3 separate regions of the Homo sapiens genome follow, and all the other regions are linked to region 3. The links are chromatin loops, found by intact Hi-C in ENCODE. Cell type or tissue: Calu3. All regions are shown on one strand. Links, peaks and the distances in the headings refer to the core of each region. The heading gives the core; the rest is flanking DNA. Region 1 overlaps LOC124905015 (a long non-coding RNA gene). Region 2 overlaps LOC100506403 (a long non-coding RNA gene). Region 3 has its middle 5.5 kb from the start of RUNX1.

Region 1 (10,760 bases), core at 4,816-7,315, 170 kb before region 3:
TGTAACCGTATCATAGTTAAATCTCCATCAGTAGTGGATGGACAGAACCAAACTGCTAGTGTAAAAAGAAGATCTGAATACTTGTCCTGATTCTTTCACTTAGTAGCTGTGTGACCTGGAGCAAATTACTTAACCTCTCTGATTTGCAGTTTAGTTATGTGAAAAATGAGCATAAGTCCCTGCATAATTCATACGGAGGTAGTGAGGATAAATGTAATAATAGATGTAAAAATGTTGCAGTCCACTGGGAAACAGTAATACATGAAAGGTATGCTTAATATTTGGTTGTAAAATATAGCCTTTATTCTATGATGTCCGATTTTCTTGGCATTCACAACACTTAGAACCCACTAATAAAGCCATGCTAGCAAGAGTACAATTAAGGACAAGTTGGAAAACTGCCCAGTTCCCATGCATTTGATCTTAGTGAAGCACAGCACATTTGAAAGGACTGTGGATGCAGGAGCTGCATTTATGGGGAAGTCCCTCCATGAGGCCCTCTCCATCTACCCACCTGACCTCTTATCCTTCTACCCACTCCCGAACAATTTGCTCGGCTCAGCCCCCTCCGATCCAAAGCCTCTGTGATTCTAAGACCCAGGTGTGTTCTGGAGAAGATTAATCACAGGCAGACACAACTTTGCATTTCTTCCTTTCCCACCCACCTAACTTATTTCCACCAAAAAAAAAAAAAAAAAAAAAAAAGCCTTGAAGCAGGCTGGCAGAAGATAAAAGGGTCTCCAGTTTAGGTAGATATGCAAGAAAGGGAGAGCTGTTTGTAGAAACATCAGATCTTTCTTGGCCATGACTGGGCATCACTTTGCCCCATCTCCCATCTTTCCATAGCTAGAAGGAAGGATTCTCCTGGATACCTTCAAGGTTCATTTAAGTAGGACACAGAACTCATTGGCTCCCTTGTTCCTGGACTTCCCCTGCTAGTGGTGTGGTCTTTTCCTGACTAATCAAATCCCAGGAAACTTAGGAAACAAACTACAGAACAAGATATAATTTTGCAGGTGATTCAGCAGCTCTCAGATTTCTGTTCAGCTAGAAGGCAAATTTATCCTTCAAACCAGTATACCCATTTCTTCACATCTCCTGTGTCCCAGCAGTTGGATAAACTCTCCAGGTAATGGTGAATCAAGAAAAGGTCATCTGACAAGCTCAGTGAGTGAAAATGGCCCATCCCACTTTGCTGAAGTCACATCACGGGCTTGCTGTCACTGAAGGTCATTGCCATACCACTTCCTACAGGTCTTTGACCTCAAGGGCCGGAGGAACACTTTTCTCAGGCTCCTTTCTCCCCATTGCTGTGGTCCACAAATGTATTCACTGAAACAAGTAATTCTGCTTAGTTCCGAAATAAAGAAACTTAGGTCAGAGTTCTAACCAGAAACAGGAAATGCAGCCAGGGGAGGACAGAGTCAGAGGAAATTAGGCAGGGTGACTAGAAGAAAGAGGTTTTCAGAAATGCTTTCTGAACCTACTCCAGCACTCTGCCTCCCTGGAAGGCTGTAAAATCCATGCAGTTTATCCCAAATTTCCCACGTACAACACCAGACTCCTTCCTGGCATTAACATTGCTTTCCCTTCAGCACAACCTCTGCTCTCTGTTGCTAATTCAGTTTCAGTGTCTCCTTTCTCATGAACTCATACTCTCATGACCTGTAGCATGTGCAAAAGTAATTTAACGTATTTCACCTGATATTCTCTTTGGAATTCTCAGATGGTGGCATGAAAGTATAATGTAACTTCTGCATGTAAATGATGGATGTGTGAGTTTGTACGTGTGTGTGTGTGTGGGGTGCACACATGTTTGTGTTCACTCACCTGCCTGCGAGCCCATGTGCTCTAGCAATAGGATAGGAAGAGAGCTGTCCATGGTATGTCATTCATTCATTTGATATGTATTTATAGATCTACCACACACCATGCACCACTGTGCCTGCATGACCAGCTACAGGATGAAGAACAATTGCAATGAGGCCCTTGTCTTCAAGGAGCTTACAGTCCAGTGGGAGGGAAAAGCCATGGCAGTAAAGCTCAGGACATGCTGATAGCCTAAATACAGATAACTGTACCCATCCTTTACTTTAATATCCCTTTCAGGCTTACCCTCCACCCGAGTGCCAGACTCCCTTCCATACCCAAACATACCAGCCTCAAATATGTCTCAGCCTTGGAGTGCCATAGGGAGCCATCAGGAGAGGGAATCAATGCTAAGCCCCACCATGAAGAAAGCCAGAGCAGCTGAACACACAGCTTTGAGCTTCCTGTAGGTCACTGCAAAGAAGGAAAGAAAAAAAAAAGACCACATGACCAAAGACCACATGACCAAACTTTCTCATGAAATAATGTGGCAGATTACACCCTCAAATGGTACAAAATTTCCCCATGTAGTTTATCTATTATCTAACTGTTGATTTCAAGGGATGCCAGATAGGGAAAAGTCTTCTCTAAATTGACATGTTTTATCCTTTTCCACTTCCATTCTTACCTTCCCAGCTTTTTGCAGGGACAAATACATATTAGACTGAGGCACATTTTGAAATTTCTGTTCAAAATATATTATTATCCGCAACTCTCAAGGTGGATTCTGAAAGATTATTTAAATATTTTATGCTATTAAATGTTTCAAATACACCAAACAATATGTGTGCCTATGATTTATATGCAAGATATACAGAATATAAAATAAGCACTCCTCTACTCATTCATTCATTCATCTGATACATATGGTATGTTTGGGTATTGAAGGGAGTCTGGCACTCAGGTTGAGGGTCAACCAGAAAGGGATATCAAAGTAAAGTATGGGTGGATTTGTGTGCATTTATGCTATCAGCATGTCCTGAGCTATAGAGTCATGGCTTTCCTCTCCCACTAGACTGTAGTAAGCTCCTTGAAGACAAGCACCTCATTGCAATTGTTCTTGTCCTATAGCCAGTCATACAGGCACAGTGGTTCTTGGTCCATGGTAGATCTATGAGTATGCTCCAGAAGAACATAAAAATGCAGTGACACTCTCTGCTTTCTCCTTCAACAGGTGAACATGATCTGAAATTCGTGTATTTATTGCCTGGTTTTCCTTATAGGTTTCCTCCTATGTATGTGCCCCCAGTCAAGATATGTTTGAGTATTTGAACTTTTTATACGTGGTTCTCTGATGAACGAATAATCTGTCAGTGCCATTTTTGCTTCACATTATATTTGTGAGATCCACGTGTTTTCTTTGCTCATCAATCCTTTATCTGTATCTGGATTCTGGGGCCATCTTCCTTTCCTTTGAACATACATCCTAAAGAAGTTCTATTAGTGAGGACCTGCTGGTAATAGATTCTCTTGCTGTTGCTTGTGTGAAAATATGTTTATTTTGCTGAAAGACATTTCCACAATGCTATAAAATGAAAGTTATTCAACAAATACCTCTTGAATGAACAATTTGCCTTTATTCATTATTACAGAACCAAAATGTATCTGCAAATATCAGTGTTCTGGATAATTCAAAATGTGTTGAGGCAGAGTCTGTCATCCCTACAGAAACACATGTCTCTTAGATTAGAGCTGGGACATTCCAATCTACCCCATGCTGTTTTTGAACACATTTCTCTTCCTTGAGTCAGTTTGCAGTTTGATGGCAACTTTCTCTCAGCCCTCTGAAGATGTGATTGTACTGCATTTTTTTTTATTATTTTACTTTAAGTTCTGGGATACATGTGCAGAAAGTGCAGGTTTGTTACATAGGTATACATGTGCCATAGTGGTTTGCTGCCCCTATCAACCCGTCATCTAGACTTTAGGCCCCTCATGCATTAGGTATTTGTCCTAATGCTCTCCCTCCCCTTGCCCCCACCCTGCCTCCCAACAGGCCCCAGTGTGTGTTGTTCCCCTCCCTGTGTCCATGTCTTCTCATTGTTCAACTCCCACTTAATGAGTGAGAACATGCAGTGTTTGGTTTTCTGTTCCTGTGTTAGTTTGCTGAGGATGATGGCTTCCAGCTTAATCCATGCCCCTGCAAAGGGCATGATTTCATTCTTTTGTATGGCTTGATTGCACTGCATTTTAGCTCCTGCTGCCCCTGTGAAGGCATCAATTGCCTGCTGAACTGTGGCTCCTTTTAGGCTATATAGCTTTTCTCTCTGGCTACTTTTCAGATGGTCATGTTTATCTTTGGTGGTCAGCTGTTTTGAAAAATCTAGGGTAGATTTCTAGATTCATTGTGATTCATTGAAGTTCCCAAATCTGAGGATTCGTAGGTTTCATCAACTCAAGAGAATTCTCCACCATCACCTCTTCCGTATTTTTGCTTTCCCTATTCTCTTTATTGTGTCTTTCCAATGATCACTTTCCACAAGTCTGACTGAATGTGTGTTATACCTTTTCACTGTATGTACATTTTCAACCTTCCTTTTATTGTTTCCTCTTTTGTCACTCTGTACTGCATTCAGGATCATTTCATAAGGTTAGCTTGCATTTCATGATTTCCCTTCCAGTTGCGTCTAATCTGTCTTTAATATCTGCACTGAATTTCAAATTGTATATATTATAGATTTATTCCTAGAGGATAAATATATTGCTTTTTCAAATCTGACTCATCATTTTTACACTCTCTTTTTCCTTTCTCATGTTTTCAAGTCAACCCTTTCATCTTCTTTTTAAAAACCTATTAAATACATTTATTGTATATGTTTATCTAATAATTTCAGTATCTGTTATGCTCTGGTTTTGATCTGCTGGGTGTTGTTTCTGCAGACTCTCACTCGTGGTACTTTGTTCACTTATGTATTCTATGATTTTTCTTTAATTCATGAATTTTTGGCCTTTCTTTGAAACCTGAATTGAAGGAGCCTTACTCTTGAGAAGATTTGCATTTACTTCTGCCAGTTACCAGGAACCACCACCAATCTGGCACCAGAATGTGAAATCTTGGCTTGATGTTTTTCAGACCACAATGCATACTGTGAATTGGACTACAAACCTGTGTGAAGGAGGGTAACAAATTCTCAAAGAATACTTCTTTCCCCTTTTCCCAGAATCAAAACTGATACCTGTACTGGATACACTTTCTGGACATTTGTATTTGTGGGAAAATATATTTTGGTTCATCCTTTCCCTAAGGGTGCTGATCTTCGAAGACCCTAGTTTTATGTGAAGTCACCTAACCTGTCGGTTCACCAATAAAATAAATCCAAAGCTCTAGTTTACAACAGTAGCCAGACAGCTTTAGGCTGCTGCCAGATTTACCAGTCACCTATCTGGATTTGTGCTCCTGCTCAGCTTCTTTGTTTCTGACCATTTCCTTAAGCCGTGCTCTTAGAAAGCATTCAACATTTTATCCAGTATTTTTGTATACTTTGAAGGGGGATGGCTTTAGGATTCCTTTGGTACCATATTGCCAGAGAAGTCTAACCATCTTGCACAGAATTTCACAGTTGGCACTGTCAGATCTCCGATTTAAGTAAACTCATTGTATGTGAATCCAGTGGGTTAAAATGTAAGAATAAAGAAAAGAACTAGCATTGACAGAGTGTCTACAATGGGTCAGTCATTCGTAAATGGAACCCTCACCCAACCCTTAGAAGGAAATTATAAAAATATTATTCTGAGGATAAAAACCTCACAACCTGAGCCTCTAGTGGTTAAGAAACCTGCCCACAATAACACAGGGGTGAAGCTAGCATTCAAAACCCTATTTTGCTATTTTATACATTTAGTTCTTGATTGATGGCTCTTCCCTACCCACAGAAAAGTTTTTCTATGGTACATAGAAATTTGTCTAGCGTCTCCTTGAAAAGCAGAGGACTATGACAATTGATGCCAAGAGACCTTAGGCAAGTTCTAGAATTCTAGGCAATTTTTTGAAAATATTCTTACCAATATCTATCTATGTATCTATCCACTGATTATCTTTGAAAATAGAGAGTAGACCTTTTAAGTAACATGAGAGAAGAGACTATGTCCTTGCACATGTTTGTGGCGTTCACAAGTCCCTGAACAATGCTATAAAATGAAAGATATTCAACAAATACCTCTTGAATGACCAATTTGCCTTTATTCATTATTACAGAACCAAAGTGTGTCTGCAAATATCAGTGCTCTGGATAATTCAAAATGTGTTGAGGCAGAGTCTGTCATCCCTACAAAGACACATGTCTCTTAGATTAGGGCTGGGACATTCCAATCTACCCCATGCTGTTTTTGAACACATTTCTCTTCCCTGAGTCAGTTTGCATCAGCTACTTCAAGCCTTGTGACCTGTTTTAGCACCTCGCACCCTCCTCTGGTATGTCAGAGAGTTTGAGTCACAGGTTTCAGTGACTCTGAAAGAAGACCTCACATTCTTTCTCTCAGTTGCCATCATTGGCCCAGGTAAGTAGGTTACTGCCCTGGCATACCTCATCCCACCTGCACTTGTGCCTCAGGGCATTGTTTGCTCTGGACACTCTAGTGTGCAGGGCTATTATTGTGTAAGTCACTGCTATCTTGCAGACCCATAATGCTTACTGATGCATTACTGTATTTGCTATTAGAGGGCTCTGTGTTCATAGGTAGGCCATTTCAATGTGCTCACTTAAGAAGGACAATATTTTACTCCTCCTGAGTCGGTGGAGTCATCCTGTCTCATTCCAAGGATTACCTTACATTAGTGGCTTTGAGAAAGTCAAACTCTATGCCTGGCTAATTCATCTTTGGAAAGAAGTTACTGTTGAACAAGGGAACCCATGAGGGCTCTTGCTGTGCTTGTCTATGCTAAAGGGACAAGAAAGCAAATAACTCTTTCAATCTCACTTTAAATTGAAGCATAGGACTGGCTCTTTGAACTGGAAAATGTTTATTTAAGAATGCACAGCTCCTTGCAGCTTTGCATCAAAAGGCTCTGTGTCCAAGGAAGAAGGTGGAGACAGGTTAATAGCCTTGAGAAGAACAGCTTGTAACATTAGCCTCTTCTATCCGCCTTTCTTCCAGCAGTAAGTGCAAGAGCTTGGCTTAGAACTGCAGGCACTTACTTGAATACTAGGAAGCTTTCATTTGACTGCACATCCATGGTGTAAGGACATTGGTCTCTAAACATTTTGAATGCCAAGAAGCAGCTTTTCATGTAGCCTACACTAGCTCATTAGAGATTTTGCTTAAAAGAAAATGAATGCACTTTTATTTAATTTCCTTCTCTCAAAATTTGCTACTGGCCAGGCATGGTGGCTCACCCCTGTAATTCCAGCGCTTTGGGACGCCAAGGCAAGTGGATCACCTGAGGTCAGGAGTTCAAGACTAGCCTGGGAAAGATGGCGGAACTCCATCTCTACTAAAAAATATAAAAATTAGCAGGGCGTGGTGGTGCACGCCTGTAATCCTAGCTACTCGGGACGCTGAGGCAGGTAAATGGCTTGAACCTGGGAGGCGGAGGTTGCAGTGAGCCGAGATTTCACCATTGCACTCCAGCCTGGGTGACAAGAGCAAAAATCCATCTAAAAAAAAAAAAGTTTGCTACTAACTGTAGTGTCAAGTGCCAACAGATTTAGTACCTCAGAAAAGGAAACATTCTTCAAAAGGTGACTTCAGTAAAATGTTTCTTAATGAGAAAAAAAGTTAAACTTGTATCAATCGAAGCACAAAAGCAATTTAAATTAACTCAGATTATAGAAAATGAAATATTTTTCAAGTTGGTAGCTGAGACAATTAAAAATTATTTGGCTATATAACAATATTTAATGCATACTAGTGTTTTCAATTAAGTGACCAATACCTATGAATGAGCTGTAAATAGATTTATTACGATGAATAAAATCAGCTTTTTATTTTGGGAGAAAGGAAACTTCAAATGTTCCAACTTTCTGTGTGTGATATTAGAAGCCTAGCAGAAAAATGAGACACATTAGGAGGAAATAATTACCTCCTTCAATTCTATGCCTTTTTTCTTGAGGAAAAGGCACCATCATTTGTCCCCCACCCCTTAATCCTAGCCTTTTCACACTATTGTCCTGGCTTGAAATTCTATACATTCTTGCTGGTGAGCTCAAGTCCCATTTCTGAGAATCCTTTTGCTTTCACCCTAGTCCAGGCTGACCTCTCTGTGGCTGCCTAAGGCCATGACCCAGTCCTGGCCCCCCAAGAGAAAGGTGTAATCGAAATACAGGATGAGTGCCACTGTAGGGCAAGTTTAGAGGACACTGGGAACCAGGGACTGAGCATTACCAAGGCTGAGGAAGTAAACACCTAGAAGAGAGACATGGACCTGCAGGACCCTGTAATTCAGCTGCTCTGGGTAGTTGCCTCAAGCTGCCTTGGAACTTAAAGGAATCAACCTATGCATCGTGCCCGTTCCAGTGGCTGGCACTTCTCCACACTCAATGCATCCCTTCTAAGGGGAGATTGTTCTAAGGGCCATCCACATCCAGAAAGCAGAAAAATAGGCTAACAACTTCTCAAACCAAAAGTTTTATAACCATGAAATAGTGTCGTTGACATTAAGTCACTTCTGCTTCAGATTATATTAAAAAGTCAGCATAACACCAAACAACCTAAATGAGAGGAATGTCATTTTTATTTCCACCAATTCAAGAGGTAACATCTGCCGCATCTTTCCAGAGGTGCGCACATTGCTTCAGTTCTATCCATTCAGCTTGTTTTTCAAAGATGTTTGAAACTGAACTGAAACATAAATAGATTTCTCTGTATACAGGCCACCATTCCAATGGGGGGAAGTTATTTTTATATAGACATTTTTGGTTAAGTGATAATGTGGCACCTGGCAGTAAGCTCAACAGACATTTCTGTCAAGCTGGGTATTAAAAATAGTGATCACTTTAGGACATTTATTTGCTCTTTGGAAGCCATCAGCTTATGATTTGGAAGTGTTTAATAGTTTTTACTTGACACAAGACTGTCAAGTGTGCCTTTCAAATCCAGTGGTGACAAACATTTTAGGAGACACAAAGGTGACCCTCCTTACTGGCTATGGTGATTGGTGGGTTCATGGTAGGTAGAAGAAGGGCTGGTCTACAAACTGCCACAACATTCCTACATGCCGAGGTTGGTGGAAGTAGAGTTTTGCCCCTGACACTGCTACCTGGCCTGACCCACTTGTCTGCTTCTCTCTGCTTCTGAGGTCCTACTCATCTTCATTCTCTGGTTATAGCTCAACGAAAAGGTGACCAGGAAACCCAAAGCTTGGATATACAATAAAAATAATTTTAAACTTGATTTTAGGGAATCTTAAAGATTTGATATACCCAGTTGAGTGTTGAATTCTTTAGGTTTTATATATATATATATATATATATTTTAAATAAAACTAGTACTACCATAAATTTACCATCCTTCTTTTTCACCAGACCATTAGCCATTTGCAAAGTTGCAGTTTATCTTCCAAGAATCTGAACCTCCAAGGATTAGGATGCTGGATATATTTTTAAAGTTGCAGCAAAGTCACCAAAGCTAATCAAAGTAAAAGGTCTTCCCTATGCAAAGTAAAAGAGACCAACTTGAAAAAAAAATCCATTGAAACAAAAAACAATTTAAATATACTCATATTTAAACATTTTCCTATTCTTAAACTTGGAAAACCTTTTGCTAAATAATTCCCTTACAGACTCACTGGAGGAACAGATTCATTGAATGAGGAAAACCAAACAAATACTGACATGCAAGCAAATACTTCAAAAATAATGAGGACATTGAAATTCTAGCTCCTGTTATGGATGTAGACTATCCCAGAAGACTAGAAGCCTGCGCTCCCAAATGAAATAACCAATTCCAAGACTGCTTGAAGGACCTCTCTGGACTGTCCACATGTTGATTCCTCAACCTGGAAGACTCGTCCATCCCTTGTCTGTCTGTCTTCATCAAACAGGAATTTATTCTTCAAAACCTAGATCTGTCACTCACTCTTTTATAAACACTTTCTTGAACTAATCACTTCCTCCCTACCTGTCTTTGGAATCTTATAAAAGCATCCCTTCGGGAACATGTGATGTTTCTTATGAATTCTTCTCACATCTGTATTTCATAGTAGAGTGAAGCCACCACATTCTTCTTTCTGTTAACAACACCTCACACGGTAACCAGGGCACAATAGATGCCTCATGGTGTTTCTTACACTGAATTGCACTCACCTTGAACTTACATTACTATAATAGTTCATTCTCCTTCCATAGACACTTTCTTATGTTGACCCCAGTTCTACCTCTCTTTACCTTCCACTCACTGGTCCTATTTTGTCCCTTTGGGACAACACAGAATAAGCCTATTTCCTCTTCAAATAAGGCCCTATGCAAAATGCAGGCACCTTTTATGACATGCATAGTGAAAAAACCTTCAACCTGTTCTCATATGATATGTTTCTGGGACCATTCACCTGTCCATGGGCACACACTCTGGTGCATCACTGGGACCATTCACCTGCTCTACTGCACCACTTCCTCCACAAGTATGGTGGCCAGAACAAGAGCCCATAGGGTAGATGTCAACTGACCATTGAGTAGCACAAGACATCACGCTTCTGTTAGAACAAGCTATGATTATATCGGGGTCTTTTTAGCAAACCATATCACACTACTCACTTCGATCACGTTCAGTTTATCCTAAATCATGGATAGTCATTGTGTTACTATACTGTCTCATAAGTACATGTTAAAAATTTGAGAGATTAAAAAAAAAATTGTCTTACATCATTCTCCAGATATGGCTGAAAGTCATCTGGCTGTGGCAAATAGGGCTACACTGGCAATCTGGTTATTAGTCTTGAAAAGTGTTCTAATCGTGAA
Region 2 (10,760 bases), core at 2,873-5,372, 460 kb before region 3:
ATTCTGGTACATCCTCTTGCTGGAATATTTTGCAGTCATTTTAATGGAGTGAGTAAGAAATTTGTAGTCACATGCAAAATCAAAAGCAGGAGTAGAGTTGGATAAGCTTTATGATTCAACTTTTATTAAAATGTGTATAGAAAAATACAATTGAAAATACATCCTTTTTTCAGGGATTATCCTGAAATAATTTGGTCATGACTATTATTTTCTACATTCTGAATATTTTATCCCATTGGCTGTTTCTAAAGTCCTTATTTATTCAGAAGACTTCTAGCCCTTGCAGATCATGTTCTTTGCTTTCCTTTCATCTTTTCCTTAAAATTATACTTTTTCCTGTATAACAGAACCATACCTACCATAAGCACACCAGGAATACTGCATTTTAGCTATACTTCAGGCATTTCAGCTTCCTAGTGGGCTACATGGCTTTTCCAGAGCTCGCTCTCTCTCTTTTTTTTTTTTTTTTTGTAGCAAGGGCTCAATGACCCACAGGTCTATATTCATGCCCCATCTCAGAGCTGGTGTGGGAACTCAGATGGTGCGTCTTTGCTGATTGCATTTATGTAGCCCTTAAAACACTTGCCACGTGGCTTCACCAAGAAAGGTTTTCCCAAGTCCCATTTTATAATTGTTCCTATCCTGGGAGCTGGCCCTTCCTCTTGGCCATCATGGGTTTGGGCAATTATAGGTGCTTCATTACTTGTCATGAAACAAGAAGACCTCCAGGCAAAGTATATCATTTTTATAATCACACACACAAAAACCGCAGATAACATTACAAACAAAAGTTATAGTGACAAGAGAAAACTGTCATAATAAAATGATAGGAAAAGAAAAGAACCTAAAAGTTATATCAATAATGGGAGCTTAGCTGTAAAATTTTTTTTAGACTGGAAGTATACCTAAGAAAATTTTACTGGTGTTTCCTTTGGATTGTGGGAGTATAGGTTTTTGTTTTCTTCTTCATAGTTTCCTGTATGTCTCAAGTTTTCTATCATGAGTCAGAAAAAGAAAGTCTATTATTTGCAGAATTGGGCGGACTGGGTGGGGCAGGGTGACAACAGCAAAGAGAATTACAGAGTAAAGTTGATCCTGGAGAAAAAAATCCCCTAAATGAAGACTGATTTATATATGACATACTCTGGAGGCCAAGCCCACCCACACCCTCTATCAATCAACAACTGTGCCCTGAAGTAAGTATTATCAGTCCCACTTTACAAACGTGAAAAACTAAGACTTAGGTAGATCATGCAAATTTCCTGCAGCCACACATCTGGTACGAGGCAGGGTGAAACATTGCTATTATCTATTCTTTGTAGATCTCCTGGGGGAGGTAAAGAGACCACCACTGGGCGTACTAAGTTGATCGAGAAACAACGTGCTGGAGCACTTTCAGAAAATTTCCCAGGGGCTCAATTCAGAAGCAGCATTCCTGGGGATCATAGAGACTTACATTTTTCCTGCCCTGGTAAATGAATGGAACCTACCTACCATGCATGACAAAACCTTCTCAACATTTTTGTTCTTTTTTGGCCACATGCAATCATACATTTATTTGGGGTATTTTTTCCTTGTCCTCAAAGTTGTCATACATTCTCATTCCTCCTGCGACTCTTTCTTCTTTCTCTACAGGCCAGGGTGCTGAGAGAGGAGTAGAATGATCTGGGAGGAGTGATGTCATGTGACTTGGTTGATATTTATACCATCTACATCATTCCCCAAAACCATGCTCACCGAGGTCCTGTTTTCTGGACAGACAGAGAGCTTGCCTGACAGCCCCATTGTGGGTCCTGTCCCAGTGCCCCTGGGTGGGACTGCTGGATAGCACATTCCACAAACCCCTGCATCTTTTATTCTCCTGGAGAATTTACCTCATTGGTACTCAAAGGAATATGATAGGAAATCTTGTGTCATGGGAAGCTTAGGAATGCTATTTCATTTGGCTTTGGAGTTCATCGTTGTACTGTGAATGAGCTGCTTCTCTGGGGTGATGGCTTTCGTCTCCTTTTGCATTTCCTACTTCACATAGGTGGCATAGGATGCCATAAGCCTGTCTACACTTGCAAGGTTCTACTTTATGTGATTCATGCTAAGGTGTTCCCTTTGCCTGAAATTTGAGGATTCCATTCAGTTTGTGCTTGAATTACCTAGGAATTTGCTTCATTTCTTCAGTGTGCATCTCAGAAGAACCACACAGTTTGATATTTGGGGAAAAGTGCAGATATTTTCATTAATAATGTAACTAAGTTGACTGCTTTGTTCAAAGGGGGCAACCAAAACATGGAAAAGCCTTGCCTGAGTGAAGCTGGCTCATGAACAAGTCCTGGGAATGCTATTGGACTAGTGCCACGACAGACCGAATGTAGTTTAGAAACTGAATTGGGACACATATGGTTAATACCTCTTCGAATAAAGTATGCATTTATGCAACTATAAAAATGCAGGCTTTATGCAGAATGCCAGGTAACTACCTTCTAATTTAATATGGACTTTTCCCCGGGAAATCCAAAGTATTGGAGATTTATCATAAGCTGAAAATTACTAAAGAGAGAGCCATGCCTCTTCATGTACAACTCTTTCTGCTCATGTTTGCTTTGACATCAGGAAGAAGGAATTGTGGGTTTGAAATATGACCACCTGCATCTGTGTCTTTCTAAGGTACCAGGCACAGTTTCTTTTGTGTTATCTCATTCATTCTCACAACAACCCTGTGCAGCAGAAGGTATTTTCTCTGTTCTATCGATGAGGAAATCCATGCTCAGAAACTTTAATTGGACTCGGCGATGTTTCACAGTACAAGGTGGCAGAGGTTGGATTGGAACTCAGGACTGAAGATCCAAAAAACCATGACCTTTCTAATTGCTACCCTGCCTTTTGAGTTTTATGAATGCGGTTAAGGGAATTCTAGTTTCAGTATCTCATAAAACACCATCCAGGGCTAATTTTTCACTTCTGAAGAAAGTGAGAGAACAGATGGGAGCCGTCATGCCACCAGCCCTTACAAATGCCCCTTCTTGACTGCCCAACCCTGGTTTCATCCTCTATGTGACTTACAGCATGTCAATGGCATGCAGTGCTGGAGACAGCCTTAATATGGATGCTGGAAGTACTTTTTGATTTTGTAAAGCAGGCTTAAGGAAATACACCCATGCAGTGTGTGCATGCACACACACACACGTGTACATACATACCACACACATGCATGTGCACATACACATGCACACACACATGCTGCTCATATGTAATTTCTACTTCCTGTTAGGTCTTTACCAGGACTCTTGAACTACTCCTAGAGGGGTAGACATGGCTTAGTTATCAGTAAGTTCTGCAGTGTTGAGGGGAAGGGGAAGTTGGGTATGACGCAAGTGCAGGGGGGAGAATGGGAAAATTGTGTCTGACGATGGTTTACTTTTTGTAGCAGCTGAGAAAGTCACTGATGTTGCTGCCTCCTGTTGTTAAGTTAGAGCCCTCTCAAAATAGATCTTTTGATTTCTATTGCCTTTCAGGGTCCCCATACCTTGATTGGTGCTCAGTAGCCTGAAGACTTGTGTTTGAACAATGGATTCCTTAGTTGAGGGTTGGGAAAAACCTTAACAGCTATGGAGGCCAGCCCCTACCCACACCTTAATTTCAAGCCCCCTCTGAAAGTCCATACCAGATGGTAGAGCAGCCTAGGCTTGCAAATGTCCTGTAACTGGTCCTCACTACCTCCTGAGTCAACCAACATCATCTTTGACAGCTTCCTGTTTCAAAAATGTTTTCTTCATATTGAGTTGAAATGTGCCTCATTGCTTAACTTCCAACCAGGCATATATATTCTTTGGGCTGCAGTTTCTTGCCTTATAAAATGAGTCGGCTGGCCTCAGGACTGACCTATCCAGATGCACACGTTGTGCACTGCACAGCTCCAGGGGGCACCATTCATCTAGACTTTGAGGAGTCTGGCCTCTGGCTAGAATTGTGCAATGCCACGGCCCTGGTTTGCCACAATGACCTTTGTGTTTCTTTGTGACTCTCAAATTTGATGTCGGCCTCCAGATGGGGATATACGCTGCAAAGTAGTTCAGTTAGCACTAACAAGCTTTCAACGTCCTTGTTTGAGAAGAGCTGCCTGTTGTCACTAGAGCAGGCCACCCCTTGTTATTCACACCTTGTGGAGCTTAATTTCATTCAAGCGCCTACATGCAAATTAGATTTTTACCCTGAAGGCAAGGCGTCATCTGTTGTTTGGCCAACAACAGATGCTAAATGAAGAGGAAAGGAGAATGTGTACTTTTCTTTGAGAATCTATTATATTTCAGACTGTAATTATGTTTTTTTAAGAATTTTTTAAGTATCAGTTTTTAAGTATTAATAAAAATGTCATCTGAGTTATTTTTTCAGAATTGAAGGACATTGAAGGAGAATGATATTGGCAGATGTTTCCTTTCTGACCAATTATTAATTTTATAATAAAATACTATTATTTCCTAAGTCACTAATATATAGTTTGCATCATCTGCTCAAAGGGTAAGACTTGGGCAAACAAAATCAGGCACATATCCAGAAGATGTTCAACTTAATTTCTCATACCTCTTAAAACAACCTATCTGTATTACGTGACCATTATAAGTTCTTATCTTTTTTGTGAAAGGAAATTTGTTAGAAACTGAATTGGGACACATATGGTTAACACCTCTTTGAATAAAGTATGCATTTATGTAACTATAAAAATGTAGCCTGTATGCAAAATGCTATATAATTACCTTCTAATTTAATATTGACTTTCCCCCGGGAAATCCAAAGTATTGAAGGTTTATCATAAGCTGAAAATTATAGATTCCTGAGGAAGGTGATTGTTGCTAGAAATAGAATAATTTGGCCTTACGGTGGTTGGCATGAACAGTGCATCCTCTGCCCAGTTGGGTTTTTGGCGAAGTGGCAGTTTAAATTAAGCACTTGGGCACTGTGATGATGGACAGGCCCAGATGAAAAGATAGCTCTGGTTTTATGCTCAAGGCTTCATGTTTCCCACAAGATGAGGTATTTATTAACTAAGAGTCGCACCCACTTCACTTTTATTATTAAATGTTTGTAGAGCCTTCCTGAAAAGAATAATGCGGGTAGAATTTATACTGGGAAGGTTTCAACATCCCATAAAACTGACACTCTAGCACTTTGTAGAAAAGATGGGCCTGGGGAATGCAAGGAGGGAGAGGAAACTCTCCAAGATATAGATCTTGCTTAAAAGGGAGTTTCACCTCTGATAATTTAGGAGGTCAGAGGGCAGGTCTAAGTTCTCAGCCTCTGGATGTAAGAAGTGACCAGGAACAATAATGGGCAAAAGTGTGTGTGTGTGTGTGTGTGTGTGTGTGTGTGTGTGTGTGTGTGTGTGATACATTTAAAACACATTTACTCTCCCTTGTTTTCAAACACTTAAAAACATATTTTACTTTGCTGGCAAGAACAGATAGGGGATTTAAAGGCTTGGTAGTTTCTATGAATAGCAATGCTGAAATGTTAAAACAAAAGAATTCAAGGTGTTTCCCGTAACCCCCCTCTCCCCAGGGGCATCTTGGGTTAATAAATTAATCAAAACCAAGTGTGGGCTGCAGTGAAACTATATAAGGGTGGTATCTCCTTGGATCCAGCTGTACATACCGGTGTCAAAACAGCAAAAGCATCCAAAAATGATCTCAAGCTAGGATGAAGCCTTGATCCATCATTTTTCACCAAAACTAGTGAAACAAGTGAATAATGATTTGGGGACACTCTGGAACAAGAGTTATTAAGGACTGACACAGGCACATGTTACTCTAAGAGATAAAAATGAATGAAGCAGTTGCTCATCTTCAGGATGCCTCCTCCCTCCACCCTATACGCAGAGACTATTATCCTTCTCCCCAATACACCACATACTCTTTTTGTTTTTCCCTTGGAGACCCAATGACAAGCCACAGGATATCTATTAGCATACATTAAAATAAGAACCATCGCTTGCAATCTCTACTTTGGTTGGGACCAGTCCAACATCCTAGCAAAAATCTGCCAAGTTTCTCTCTCCTGGAATTCAGACATTTAATCAATGACACTTGCTTTGCCAAGGTTGTAAAAATAAAACAACTCTCAAAGTGCTAAACCTCCATTTCGTTCTGCAAATGCTTCAGTTAATGATGGAAACATACAGAACCAGAGGCTAATAGAGTAGAAAAGAATTGCACGTGTGTGTGTGGGCACATAGCAAATGTTAGCATGGCAAAACATGAAAAATAGGCACAACGAAAAAGATGTTAACACAGAGTCCCAGCTAAATTTACATAAATTTACATTCCTGATTATTTCAAAAGTGTTATCTTATATAAAACTTCTGATTCCAAATTACAAAAAGTAGCTGTTTCTTTTTGTTTATTTTATTTATTAATTATTTAATTTTGAGACAGGGTCTCACTCTGGGGCCCAGGCTGGAGTGCAGTGGTGTGATCTTGGCTCACTGCAGCCTTGACCTTCTGGGCTTAAATGATCCTTTCTCTTCAGCTTCCAGAGTGGCTGGGACTACAAGCGTGTACCACCACACCTGGCTAATTGTTTTTATAGAGAGGGGGTTTCGTCATGTTGCCCAGGCTGGTCTCGAACCCCTACGCTCAAGCGATCCACCCGCCTTGGCCTCCTGAAGTGCTGGGATTACAGGAGTCAGTCACCACATCCAGCCAAGAGTAGCTGTTTTTTCTATATGTTGAACTTACACTAATTAAAATATGTTGATATATGACATATGTATGTACCTTATGAAGTCTTTTTTATGTGGCCATCGTACTGTTTTGTATCCCAGCATAAACATGTTATTTAACATAAAGGCATAGCACATAGTGACACACAAGATGTGCTCCCAGAAATGAAAAACACTATAGTTTCTAACATTCAAAAGCCAGCTATCATCATAATTTGCTCTTGATGGACAGAAATAACAATTTGCCTATATTTCGTGCTCAATGTGCACGAGTGCAGAGGGACTTAGCTTATGGGACATCGAATCATAACAGACTGGGCAGACTTCTCGTCATGATCTTTCAGCATGTGGGATAGGCTGTTTGTTCCTTTTATTAGGAATACAGCTTTATTAAAACAGAGAAAGGGAGATGTAACCCCGGGATACACAGGCTGTGTCAGTTTCAAAGTAGGTTCTGCAGCTCCCTAGGTATAGGAACCATCCATGGCAAGCCAGACATCCGGAAGGGTTGAGCCCTTGGTGCTACAGTCTCCCGGGGCTTGAGCAGGATTGCTGGTTAACTGGCTCTGCGGTGCACAGCACCTGTGGGGCTTGTGGGTCCCTCAGCCCCAGGTTCCAGCCTCCGGAGCCAGGGATGCAGCTGGACACAGTAATGCACTTCTAGCTCTCACTGATTGAGATTAAATAAAAGCAGGAGGTGGGGATGCATTATTCATGATTTTCTTTGTAATGGAATCCAGAGCACTTTTGAAGGCTCTATACTTTGATACTTGCTCCTGGCAAAAAAAAAAAAAAAAGAAAAAAAAATTAAGTTAGGGAGAAGAGGAGGAATAGATGTTGTTAGATATGTACTGCTTGCCTGGCTTACTGCAAGAATTCTTTCTGTCTGAGACCACCAGACAGTGGCTTGCCTCCAAAGAAGCCTTGTTGTGGCTTATAAAAGGTATGGAGACCTGTTTTAAAAATCAGGAGAATTTTTCCAGGTACAGAAAGGTACAAATTTTAACTCTAATATAAAGGATAGGCTTCTTTTTGACGTCTACTGATAAAAATAAGTAAATAAATTTTTCAGTTTATTATACACTTCAGAGGAACACTTAGGGCAGTTCCTTCACAAGAGAAGAGAGAACTGAAATGCATAGTCCCTGAGCTTTTTCTCCAAATTTACACACACTTCGCTTCAGCAGAAGCCAGCTGCAGATCCCACCCAGGTTCCTACGCTTCTAGCACTGACATACTCTGTACAGCGGTGTCACTTGCAAATTAGTCTTAGATTGACACCTTAAATGTGCAATGTCATCCCATTTCTCTTTGGAAGGAGACTTTCCAAGATACTAAACCACTCTTTTGTACCAAAGCTCCCACGAAATCATACAAAGAGCTGGAAGCTATATCCCGTTTGCACAAAGGTTTTGCAATATCTCCATGGAGGAACTTTATGGATTCGTGGGAGTAAAATAAAAGGAATGGAGGATGTGTGGGAAGTTTGTGTTGGAAGACATTTGTCTAGCCCAGTAGTGATTAAAATATTATAAATTGTGTTTTGTCTGGGTGGCTCCTTTGGTTTCCGATGTTATTCCTGTTTAATGTTGGCGGCTGAGGGTGGAGGTGGGAGGCAGGGAAGTTTCTAAGATTATGGCCCCATATCTGAGAGTATAGCCCACTCCTCCTCTCTCACCAAGGGACACATGCTTTGGGTTTAGCCCCAGACTGTTTAGGAAAGGAACTCTCAGGAGCTGCTTTTTGGAACTTCAGGTTTTTGGCATTGACAATCATAGCATGTTCCATGTGTTATGGGGATGAACAGATGTGGGTTCAGATTCACCGGTTAAATGCATGTCAACCACGATGCAGAGAAGACGCTTGTTGCTGGTTTATGTGCTGTGCCCCAAGAGCTGAACAGCTCACACATTCCCTCCAAACAGGCCCTGGAGGAGTCGAATTTGTCAAAAGGTGTCTCTGCAACTGAGAAGCTGCCTGCTGGGTTTAGGACTTCCCAGCAGTGCTGGCAGCTGCTTTAATTTGTCTGTGATGATGAGACCAGCAACGTTTGGTCTGTAACACAGAGGAGAAAAACAGGAAACCCTCCCCCTTGACAAACTGGCTGAAAATCCTGAGAAGCTTATGTTCTCACATGCACTTTCTTCCTTTCTCTTTCCCCTGCCCTTCCTTCTACCCTGAAGCCTTTATTTTTGTGGGTATAACACGACCAGTTGGGTTGGATTAACTCTCAAACATCATTATTCCAAAAAAAGGAGACAAAATGATAATGGCAATCAAAACCACGTTTTGCAGTTTGACAGTTTCTTACAGAACTAAACATAGTTTTACCAGGAGACTCACCAAGGATACTCCTTGGTGTTTACCCAAATGAGCTCAAAACCTGTGTCCATACAAAACCCTGCACACAAACGTCTATAGCATCCTTATGTGTAGCAACCAAGATGTCTTTCAGTAGGTGATGAAATATATTGGAATAATCCATAGGATTGAATGTTATTCATCAATAAAAAGATAAGAGCTATCAAGCCACAAAAGACATGGAGGAATCTTAAATGCTTCTTGCCAAGTGAAAACAGCCAATCTGAAAAGGCTACACACTGTATGATTCCAACTGTATGACACTCTGGAAAAGGCAAAACTATAGAGACAGTGAAAAGATCACTTATGATAAATCTCCAATACTTTGGATTTCCCGGGGAAAAGTCAATATTAAATTAGAAGGTAGTTACATAGTATTTTGCATAAAGCCTGCATTTTTATAGTTGCATAAATGCATACTTGGTTGCCAGGGATTTGGAGGGAGACACGGAGGCGTGAGTAAATGCAGCACAGGGGAATTTTAGGGCAGTGACACTATTCCATCACGGGGGATGCATGACATCATGCATATGTCAAAACCCGTAGAATACAGGACACAAAGAGGCTTCCCAATGTAAACTCTGGAATTTAGTTAATAGTAGTGTATCAATATCAGTATCAAATGTACCACACTGATAAAAGATGTTAATAAAAAGAAACTTGGGGCAAGGGGGGAGTCTTTGGGAACTGTCTGCAGTTTCTGCTCAATTTTTCTGTAAACCTAAAACTGTTTTTTAAAAATTAGAGTCTATTAATTTAAAAGACAAACTTTTTGGAGGTAGGAGGTAGTCTGTAATTACTGGCCTTTTGCTGGGTGGAGTGGGGACAAAGTGTCTGAAGGTGTCAGATGTAAGTAGTGAGCACTGCACAGACCTGGAATAATCTGGATTATCTGCAGTCACATTTGACAGGCTTTGATTTTAGTTAAAGTGCCATTTGAATGTCTGGAAGAAATTCCACTCAAATCAAGAAGTAAGTGGCCACCATTTCATTTTGGAGTCCCGTTCTTTCTCCCCTTCTTTTTTTTATTTTTGCTCACATCTATTTGTAATAACAAAATGGGTGAGAAAATAGACAAAAAATATTGCAATCCATATCTTCAAATACTTTTTGTTTATAGTCTGTTGAGCATCTACTATGCATATTGGATGACATGAGGTACTGGGAGAGATACCAAAAAATTTAACCTGAGATCCTCTTTCCTCGTTTTTAAAGTTCTAATGGAAAGTTCAGAAACTCATTTATGGAAAAGCCATTATTATGCTACAATGTGATACAGGCCATCTGTCAAATATGCAGTTTTGCCCGATGCTGTAAAGATCAAGCTTATTCATTCATTTAATGATTATTTCTTGCATTCAAGAAATATCAATGCCCCCTTTGGTAAAATAATCACACTTGGTTCTTGCCCTTGTAGAGCTTAACCTTTACTAGAAAAAGTAAACATTAAATTACAGGTAATCCCACACAAGTCGACACGATGTTAAGTTTTGTTGCTCACTGACTCCATCTCACTCACTGGGGTGCCTGAAACGTTGGACACTTGGGAGAAACAGAGAGACAAGGCTGAGTGTCTTGGGAAGGGAAGGGAATTTGGGAGGTGCCTAAGGATTTCGGAGACTCTGTACAGTACCAGAAACAGAATGTAAAATATCTGACTAATAGTTGTTGTATAGACTACATGTTAAAA
Region 3 (10,760 bases), core at 7,281-9,780:
ATTAAACAGACAACCTGCAGAATGGGAGAAATTATTTGCAAACTATGCATCTGACAAAAGTCTAATACCCAGAATCTATGAGGAACTTAAACAAATCAGCAATCAAAAAACAACCAATTAAAAAGTGGGCAAAGGACATAAACAGACACTACTCAAAAGAAGACATATCTGTGGCCCAAAAACATAAAAAAATTGCTCACTGTAACTAATCATCAGAGAAATGCAAATCAAAACCACAATGAGATACCATCTCACACTAGTCAGAATGGTTATTATTAAAAAGTCAAAAAACAACAGATGTTGGCGAGGCTGTGGGAAAAAGAGAATGCTTATAAACTATTGATAGGAATGCAAGTTAGGTCAGCCACTATGGAAAGCAGTTTGGAGATTTCTCAAAGAACTTGAAACAGAGCTACTATCATTATACCCGAAAAACACATGCACTCATATGTTCATCGCTGCACTTTTCACAACAGCAAAGACATGGAATCAACCTAGGTGCCCGTCAGTGGTAGCCTGGATAAAGAATCTATGGTACACATACACCATGGAATAGCACACAGCCATAAATGAGTGAAATCATGTCCTTTATAGCAACATGGATAGAGCTAGAGGCCATAATGCTAAGTGAATTAATGCAGGAACAGAAAACTAAATACCACATGTTCTTGCTTACAAATGGGAGCTAAATGCTGGGCACACATGGACATAAACTTGGGAATAATAGACACTGCAGACTACTAGAGTGGGAAAGGAGGTGGGCTGTGGATTAAAAAACTGCATATTAGGTACTATGCTCACTACCTGGGTACAACACACCCATGTAACAAATCTGCACATGTACCCTCTATACCTAAAATAAAACTTGAATTAAAAATAAGAATAAAAAATTTTTTAAAAAAAGCAGGAACAAGGAGTACTCAAAATCTTTCTTTACATGTAATTTATCTCTGTTCTATCAAGTACATGCTATATTAATATTTTTGAATTAAATTGAAACAGAAAAGCCATATAATCAACATATATATTCGAACAACATCAAAAGAGTAATCATTAACTTCATATTAACTTTCTATTCAAGCAGAGGAAGAACTGCTCATCTGCATGCCAGCAAAATTGGATGTCACCCTTCTGTTTAGTCTGATGAGGTGTCATGAAGGAACAGACCTCAAGTAACTCTTTCTTATCAAATCTGTTGACCTTTCCATAGTCTTTGTTTTTCATGCCTCTCTGTTTTCAGCATCTAACTCTGTTTCCCTTCCCTCCCTTGACAATTCTTCCTCCCTTGGCTTGCACTGTACTCCCTTTATCTTTGTCCTACTTCACTTGCCAGCCTTCCTCTGGCTCCTTTCTCCTCCTACTCCTTTCTTTTATTCATTCCCCACCTTCAGTTTTATATTCTCTTTTACTTTGCAAATTAACTGACTCAGTCTTGCAGCCACAGCTGCAGCTCCATTCTGATGCTTTCAGAATCTCTACCTCTTCTGCAGGAACTATTGCCACAATAATTCAGTCTTACAAGCCACCCAATAACTCTATGGCTTGAAACAACAATCCTGTATTATTGATCGTGTTTCTATGAGAAAGCAAGGCAGTCTGCTGGTTATGGCTGGGTTTGGCTGGCCAGTTCTTCTACATTGGGCTGGAGCTCAGTTAAGTGGCCAGTGGTCAGCTAGCTATCAGCTGGTCTAGGATAGCCTCAGCTGGGAAGACTGGCTCTTGTCTTCCATGTGTCTCACCTTCCCATACACCAGCCCAGCATATTCTGATGTGGAAGCACTTTTCCATTTTAAGCCTCTGGTTACATCAAGTTTGTGACTGTCCCAAAGCAAGTCATAAGGCCAAGCTCAGGGTCAGAGTGGGATGAGACCACAGTTACAGGGCAAAGGGAAAGATTACAAGGAGGTCCAAAAAACTGAGGCTCTTAATGCAGTCAACTATCACAGTCCCATTGCTTTCCATTCCTGCTACCCACATCCTTAGTTAAGGAGCTCGTTACTCCATAGCTGAATACTACAACCTCTGGTTCCCCAGCCTCTAGTCCTAATAAAGCCTCATCCATCCATTTATCCATTAATTCATTCATCAAAAAGTTTCTGCATATCAAACACAGTGATAGATGCTGGAGATACAGTAATGAGCAAAAATAGCCAAGACCTCTGCTATCAAGAGTCAATAGATTAATCAAATAATCATAGATGCCACTACTGGATCAATTTTCCAAAAGTTCTGATTTCATCCCCTCACTTTCCTGGGTTTTGGTGACTCCCCATTATGCACAGAATAAAAGCAAATTTGTCAGCCTGACCTTCAAGGTCCTCCTTTACTTGGACCAAGTTCTGTATTTCCAGACGGGTCCTTCTCTAGTCTCCTTCATCAGCTCCTCTTTCTCTGCCAGGTTGGGATCCTCACTTTCTTCCAAGCTGGGCTTATTTCTGATCTGCCTTTCACCTCATAGCCCTTCCCCTTCTTTCTCCTCCCCCTGTTCTTTTGTCGGTCAAAACTGTACACGTCTAGTACAGACAAAATGAAACTTGCATATGTTGTCAAGGTCCAGCTCAGGACTCCATTATTTTGTGGCTACAAGTTTTTCAGCCACAAAACCCCTTCCTGACTCAGACACCGCCCTCTGCCCAGCTCATGGTCTCTGCTTAGTTTCATGAGCCATACCCAAGGTCAGGACAATGGCAAGGCAAGAGAGGCACCTAAGGTGCAAAATTTAAGGAAGCCCTCACCCTTCAGGTTGTGCGACACGGGGTCGACACTGAGAGTCGATGCCTCTTTAAATTTTGCATCCTGGGAGCCTCACTCACCTTACCCTAGTTTTAATCCTGGCCATACCTGTGCTTTCAGTATTTGCTATTCATTCATTTCCAATGTGAATGGCTTATAAGACTGTAAACCTTCTTCTAAGTATAACCAACCAGGTTCATCTTGTCCATGGCTAGAAAATAAATACTCAGTGAAATAATTGAGTACTCAATAAATACTCAGTGAAATATATAAGGTTGCAGAGAAAGTGGGGTGTTCCTGATATTTGGTAAGGCCCAGGAAAAAGATCAGAAGAGATAAACAATGCAGGGATAAAGGGGGAACTGAATAATTCTACCTAAGATTAAGACAAGTAAATTTATGTTGCAATAATAAAAGAATTATAGGAGGCCAGGCGCGGTGGCTCATGCCTCTAATCCCAGCAATTTGGAAGGCTGAGGTGGGTGGATAGCTTGAGGTCCGGAGTTCAAGACCAGCCTGGCCAACATGGTGAAACCCTGTCTCCACTAAAAATACAAAAAATTAGCTGGGTGTGGTGGCACATGCCTGTAATCCCAGCTATTCGGGAGGCTGAGGCAGGAGAATCACTTGAACCCAGGAGGTGAAGGTTGCAGTGAGCCAAGATCGCACCACTACACTCCAGATGGGTAACAGAGCAAGACTCCATCTCAAAAAAAAGGAAAAAAAAGAATTATAGGATCACAGGAAAGCAATGTTGCTATGATCCTTGGAGCATGCTACACACTAATTATATAAAAGCATAAAAATCATGAGCCCAAGCAGGGTGTGGGGGGACAGACCCAAATGTAAACTCTAATAGATAAGGAAATGGAGGAAGGGCTCTTAGAGTTAGGTTTTGAGGAGAAGATAAAGCTAAATACACACATACATACATATGTATATGTATACACATATACACGTGTGTGTGTGTGTGTGTGTATGTGTACACACGTAAATAGGTATGGCCATAGCAAATATAGAGGGGTAGATAGAAAAGAGGTCCATCAATCATGGAAATGTGATTTAAAAGTAGCAGAAATTGGCAAGTGAGACCAATCAAAAGGATAATGATGGGATTCTTTGTTTAAACACAAAAGCACCACAGGAATAGGTTGAAGATCACCTGCAAAATTTGACAGTGCACGCTCCATGAACTTCTGTTCATTGATGACAGTACTAATGCAGACATAAGAAATAAAATTTCCAAGTAGCTCAGAATTTCTTTAAGAGCTGCAGGTAATTTCTGAAACCCCCTAATGTCTGTTCAGCATCAACTCTGAGTCTGAGTAAGGTCTGAAGGCTCAGTTCACACACTATGCAGTCCATGTGGGCAAAAGATAATATCCTTGGGACTTCATTTTCAATATAAAGTTAGAGAATTATGAACAATGCTAAAATGTGAAAAAAGCACAGGGAGACCAACTAAAAGTAATATTCCACAATAATCGAAGGCCTTTATAGCTCTGATGTGTCTGGCACACAAATAGCATTGCCCTCTGACTATGGAAACCAGAAGAATACTCTTCCTTTTTACTCCAAATAATGCTTTAGTTCTGCTAATGCTTGCTAATTCTCCAAATTATCTTATCCTGGAAGGATTAGTATCTCAGATACAAGCCTTGTGTGTGAAACAGTATCTTCAATTAGTATATATTTGATTTCATATGTGTGTATATACATACATATATACACACACAAACATTATACACACACACATATTATACTTGTTAGTGGGAATGCAAAATGGTACAACTGCTATGGACAACAATGTGAAGGTTTCTCAAAAATTAAAAATAAAACTACTATATGATCCAGGAATCCCACTTCTGGGTATTTATTCGAAAGAATTGAAATCAGGATCTCAAAGAGATATTTCTTTATACTCCCAAGTTCATTGCAGCACTATTCACAATAGGCAAAATGTGGAAAAAACCTAAATGTCCATTGGCAGATGAGTGAATTAAGAAAATATGGTTATATGCATATAGTGGAATTATTCAGCCTTAAAAAAGGAGGAAGTATAGCAATATGCAACAACATAGATGAACCTGGAGAACATTATGCTAAGTGAAATAAGTCAGCCATGGAAGGATACATACTGCATGATATTACTTAATATGAGGTATCTAAAATAGTCAAACTCATGGAATTAGCAAGTGGAACAGAAGTTACCAGGAGAGGAGGGAGAAATCTGAAATTGCTCGGTTGGCATAGTTTTAATTAGACGTGATGACTACTTTCTAGAGATGTGATGTACAGCATAATGCCTATATATAAGTATTTTTAACAATACTGTACACTTGAAAATTGGTTAAGAGGGTAGATCTCATGTTAAATATTCTTACCAAAATAAATAAATAAATAAATAGTATACATGATATGTAATACATATATGTGTAATATAATATCATATATAATATACAATACATATACATACATCCACATATATTTCAAGAGCCAGTGATGGCTTTATGTGGTGGATCATTCACAATCAGCCCCAAATGCTTGAAAGATCATATCCTGGTAGTTATAGTTACGTTAATGTGGGGTACAAGGTGATTTCTTCCTTCTGCTTTGAATAAACTAAAAACTTGAGAAAGAAATGAAATCAGAACCAGAACATAGACAAGATCATTCTTCCTGCTCTCCTTCCAAAAATCCAGCCAGTTTCTATACTGGCAAGAGGAAGGAAAGGGAATTTAGAGAGGAGGAAATTAAAATACACACCACACAATTTTAAGTACAATATTTTGTTTCTCAGTTGAGTTGATATTTTTATTTGATTTGGACATTTTGAGGATCTGAAAGAATTTTAGCCTGAATCTGTAGAGCTGAGTATTATTATTTCAAAGGAACATTTAATTCAAAAATTAAGTGGTGAATACTAAAGATCTCTGTAGCACCAACTACAGAGGGTATTTTCAGCTCGATCCTACTGGGTCCTCTCAGTTAGGGCCCTAAAGTCATGCCTTTATAATCCCTGGCAAGTGCAGATATTAAAATTCACATACTGGATGTTTCCATATTGAAATGTCAACCACAGATCTCTTTCTTGTTCCATTCAAAACCACTTTGCATAGTCCAGTTACTGACCCTCATAGCACCCCAGTGAAAAAGGCAGTGTTATGCTTTAGTTTCTAAATAGCCATGTGAAAGTTTGGTAATTTGCCTACCCCAGGGAAAAGAAGTAGCATTTCAATAAGAGTGCAAAGTTCCTGAATCCAGGTGCTTTGATCAGACTTGGGACATTAACCATTATTTGCCACATAAACTGAACTATTGAATTGTACACTATCTGACCAACATGAATTCTGGCTTCTCTAACTCCAAGTAATTTTAGTTTCCTCATTTCCCTTTGCTTTCCCTGCCTGGATCTCAGGCTATAATTAGCGTCAGGTTGGAGGAACTGGCTGGAAAGTTCAGTACCAACCCGGAATGTTTTCCATCATTTGACCAAACCTCGAATGCTGAACATTTCTAACATTCAAAGAGGGTTTGTTTAAGTTTTCCAGTTTTACCCTCCTGGTTTCAAATGCCACCAGAAGCAGAAGGGCCAAAACTCTGTAAGGAGAAGCTATTTTAAACAAGCTTTCTGGCCCAGAGCAGCCTGAAAGGACCCAGATGCGTCTGAGAGAAGTAGCCAAACCCCTGGGTGCCTGCACAAATGGAGCCTCTGGAACCTGGGAGGCTTGGCTGTTCCAAGGAAGCACAATTCAAGAGTGGGCCCTTTCTTTTGCAGCAAAGGAGGGCATGACCTCGGCAAGGCAGTGGCTGGAGAGCGGGGCCAGGCAACCCTCTGGGAGGGGGACAGCCCATGGCAGGACTGCAAGGCCACCTGCGACGCTGCCTGCCACGTGGACACGTGCTGTGTGTCTGGAAGAACTCACAGGATTAATGTGTTTCCAAACTGCAGACTAGGTGAAAACTGAGAGTCTGGTGCCCCCAGAGGAAAAAGCCTTCTGTTTATATACACATGGCCACCAGCTAGGCAGATGGAGCACAGGGAGAGCCTCCCTACATTGTGTGTCAAACCTCAGACTGTAAACTTGACCCAAACACGGCACTTGAGATGAGAGGTCCGAGTGACAATCCAAGAAAATGCTACCTTAGAGGACGTGGGCCTTGCCTCTTGTGGGTTTCTGCTGTCTAGAAACATCCAGGGCTTACAAAATTATGTCAGAGCAACAAAGTAGAAAAGTTTCAGAAAGCTCAAAGGAAGAAAAAGACATCTCAAAGAATGCAAACACCATGTTATTATTTCTCTACTAAATTCCAATAGATGCAAGGCTTTCCTCAGCAATGTTTCTCAAACTTTAATGTGTATAGAATCACCCGAGGAACTGTAAAAATACAGATTCTCATTCAGTAGGCCTGGGATACAGCCCGCAATGCAGAGTCTCAACAAGTTCCTGGGTGCCATCGACACTGCTCACCTGCAGTCTGCAAGCAGAGGAGGAAGCAGTTGAAACTCTTTCATTTGAAATAATTCTCCCTAGCTGCTCTTCATATCATTACATAACATTCAAGTGGCAGGTTGGTTTCAATGTCTGCCTTTTTTCTTTCTTTTTTCCTTTTGAAATCATATTTCCCCAACAATACCTCTTCATCTAGGAAAGGTTAAGAAGTAAATACTGAGGCCAGGCGCGGTGGCTCCCGCCTGTAATCCCAGCACTTTGGGAGGCCGAGGTGGGTGGATCACGAGGTCAGAAGATCAAGACCATCCTGGCTAACACGGTGAAACCCCGTCTCTACTAAAGATACAAAAAATTAGCCGGGCGTGGTGACGAGCACCTGTAGTCCCAGCTACTCGGGAGGCTGAGGCAGGAGAATGGCGTGAACCTGGGAGGCGGAGCTTGCAGTGAGCTGAGATCGCACCACTGCACTCCAGCCTGGGCGACAGAGCAAGACTGTGTCTCAAAAAAAATAAAGTCTTGGGTAGCTTAAATTTGAATTGCACCTTTATCTAAAGAAGTGAGAGGCCTGTGCGGAAGAGAGATGTGTCCTGTGTGGGCACCATCATGAGTGTCCAGGAAAGAACATCTTTAATAGCTGGGCTTCTAGGGCTCCCTAGCTGTCTCAAACCATTGGATTTGCCAAAAGCAGGTTATAGTCATCCCATGAAGCTTTGATGTCTACGTCCCAATTTAAAAATCATCCCTGACCTCACTGTCAGCATAGCATGGAAGTTTCTGGATAGGACATCTGTTAGAAAACAGATTTAGAAAATAAGGAAAATCCACGCTACATAGAGAAAATTCAGTAGCATTGTCCTCCTGGGATTTTAGACTCCATCCAATTTGGGTGGTCCATCTCTGCCTCCATTTTCTGGCCAGAGAATCTACTTTATAATAGACATGTGGAGTTCAGAGATAGCATGCGGCAATCATGTAATGAATATCCCTAACAGAGGGTGCTTTGATTGGATTGGACTGCACACAGAAGTCTATACATTAATTACAGGGTTATGCAGGTAAACATCTGTCAACCCTTTCTAGTATTTTCATAGGGCCATTAAAAAAGACACCTGAGCATTTTCTCCCCACCCCGCCCCCCCACCCATGGTGGCATTTAGAAGCTGCAGCCAATATGAGCGAGAATGAAAACTGTCATCCAATTCCTTGGCAAAGCCACAGTCCACTGCAGACTCTTGGGTACAATCCCCAAGCCAGAAACCCAGGGTCTGAGTCACTTGCAGGAACTAGGACAGAGGGTGTGGGTCAATACACAAACTTAAAGAGTCCTAAACCGTTCTAGTTAAGTTAGGATTAAGTATTTCTCCAGGCGGTTCATTGATGACAGACGTGCCCTTTTGTCTTGGGCTCCTAGGGAAGTGGTAAGGCCAAGTTCACCAGCAGCTGGCTGAGGCTTTACTTATTGTCATGACCTGGAGGGTGCCCAGAAAAGCTCCAACTGTTGCCTCACCAAGCTGCGAAGTTATGCTGCGGCTGCCGTGGCTGTTAACCCCGCCCAGGAAGGCCGTGCAGGGCCAGCGTGCAGGCCTTTGTATTCTGCCCCCTGGTGCCCTGTTGAAACCTCAGTCCCGAAGATGACAGCGTATAGTGAGGCTTCAACGAGCCCCAGCCTTAGAGTGTCTTTACACTCTAACCTGTCCTACAAAGACCCCACTGGAAGAAATAGATATCTGGCTAGAGCTAGGCCCAAAGAGAAAAGTTGAGAATTCAGGCCGTTCACTGCCTCATCCAAACCCTTCTCCTAAGCATCTGGACACCTAAGGCTAAAAGCATCTGGGGAGTTTCTAAAATTAAATCTCCCAAGGATATTCTGTATGGCCCCTTGAATTGCTAAGTCATTATTAAGTGTGAGTCGACTCTGCAGTGGCAGCTGCACATTACAGCCCTCGGCTCTTAGGGCCCTTCCAGGGAATATTAAGTGTGGGAGAGAAAAATGAACCTGGTTTGGGGTTCAACTCAGGCTTGACTTTATTAGGGAGGGTAACAACACAGGCCCATTATGTTCATTATGTTCACAGGGGATTTGCACTGAGAAGCAATATGAAACACGCATCACATTTAAAGATTCACGAGCCTCATAAAAGAGATGTAGCACTATTATTCTTTTTTAGATGTTAGCAGTGTCAACATGTGGCCAGCTAACTTCTCACAAGTGTAAGAGAAAGCGGTCTGTTGAGTTTCAATTCCTGCTTTAGTCAAAACAGGAGTAAGTAAAAATTGTGTCTGTTCCTTTTGAAAGACTTGTGCCATGGAAGCTACTATCGTTGTGGGTCTTTGTGTGTGTGAAATTAAGTGGATGAGGGAAAACCGAGGGAGTGTTGTGGGAGTTCAGCCTTTCTGAAGTGCCTGTGCTGGCTACTGCAGCTTAGAATCCAGGACTGGCATTTACAACCCATCATCACACAGGTTCTCTTGACCCTATGTGTCGAAATTTCACGTGCGCAGAGTGCTATGGCGGATGTAGGCAGAGCAGAGCCAAATGAATAAGGTAGTAAATCAGGAAAATAAGCCTTTCTTCATCTTGGAACTACAAAACAAAATGACGTTTTAGTTGTCAGCAGGTAAAGCCAGTGGGGCCGGAAAATGAAATACGTGTGACCACAGTGGTTTGCCCACTTACAAAATTATCCTGTTTTTAGCATCTTCAAACAGGCATGTCTTTCTAAGGTAGAGGACGCGCTATATAATATTCATTAGTCAGCCCCAGGAGAAGTGTCTCCTCCTGGTTCCCCTTCTATTGTGGCATCCTCATGTGCTCAAAGTGTAGTTTTACCTACAGGTGTAAATTAGCCTATTGATTTGAATTGAACTAGAGAAAGGCAATACAGGGAGCTTTCCCAAGTGACAATACAAATAAACATCTGCAGAGTAACCACTGCTTTGTCCCAAATACAGAAATTCTCTCTGCTTTGTTTTCCTTTAGCTTCCTAATTTGTGTGTGTGTGTGTGTGTGTGTGTGTGTGTGTGTGTGTGTTAAGACTGTACTATGATTTTATCTCTTTACTGAAAGAGATACATACTAAAGTTGTCCATTTAGGGGGAATAAAACCACATAATTTTGGTTTCATTAAAACAGTCCTTTTATTTCAAAAGTAAAATTCTTTCCCTTTCCCAGGCTTTAAAATACCTGTGAGTTGCCAGCCCGTTGTAGGGGTCAGACTCTCACCAAAACATTTCTTTTTATTTATTTTTCCCTTTTATAGTTTCACTTATGCCATGATAGACGTTACCAAGGACTTAACTCTCCCGGAGCTGATGCCTAGCATTTTAAATGATGGGATCCACATCCTGTCGGAGCAGCGGCTTGATGCCAGCGTTGAATTACTATTGAATAAGCAGCAATGAAATCTTTATCAAAATAATCAGTAGTTCCAAAAACCACAAATAACAACAGGAGCCGAGTTGTACTAAATCAGCAAAGACCATTGAGATATAATAAGTGACTGAGTCACTTTTTTCTACATCCCCCCCTCTTGCAAAGTCTACTCGGCTATTTTCTTGCACAGCCTGGGGGAG

The links. Peaks named below come from ENCODE experiments on the same cell type or tissue, not always from the same donor. Only the 100,000 strongest peaks of a DNase experiment are listed, where the experiment ranks them.
Region 1: it touches region 3 in a loop (4-fold over the local background); 25 of 110 quality-filtered maps call a loop at or near these places.
Region 2: a loop joins it to region 3, with 8 times the contacts of the local background. A loop is called at or near these places in 8 of 110 quality-filtered maps.

Annotation. Positions count from the first base shown.
Region 1 is chr21:35,213,328-35,224,087 of GRCh38, reverse strand. LOC124905015 (a long non-coding RNA gene) reads left to right here. Exons shown (of 2, transcript XR_007067854.1): 2 at 9,587-10,760. Among named protein-coding and RNA genes, the nearest start is that of RUNX1, 170 kb to the right of the region's middle. RefSeq lists an enhancer at 5,787-6,986. In Calu3, for the core only: no CTCF peak of the experiment used is centred there; a DNase peak (open chromatin) is centred at 6,357.
Region 2 is chr21:35,501,776-35,512,535 of GRCh38, reverse strand. The region is part of intron 1 of LOC100506403 (a long non-coding RNA gene); the gene reads left to right. Among named protein-coding and RNA genes, the nearest start is that of MIR802, 210 kb to the left of the region's middle. RefSeq lists enhancers at 3,828-4,348, 5,592-6,181. In Calu3, for the core only: a CTCF peak has its summit at 3,968; a DNase peak (open chromatin) is centred at 3,965.
Region 3 is chr21:35,049,444-35,060,203 of GRCh38, reverse strand. No RefSeq gene overlaps it. Among named protein-coding and RNA genes, the nearest start is that of RUNX1, 5.5 kb to the right of the region's middle. In Calu3, for the core only: a CTCF peak has its summit at 8,785 (motif pointing left); a DNase peak (open chromatin) is centred at 8,733.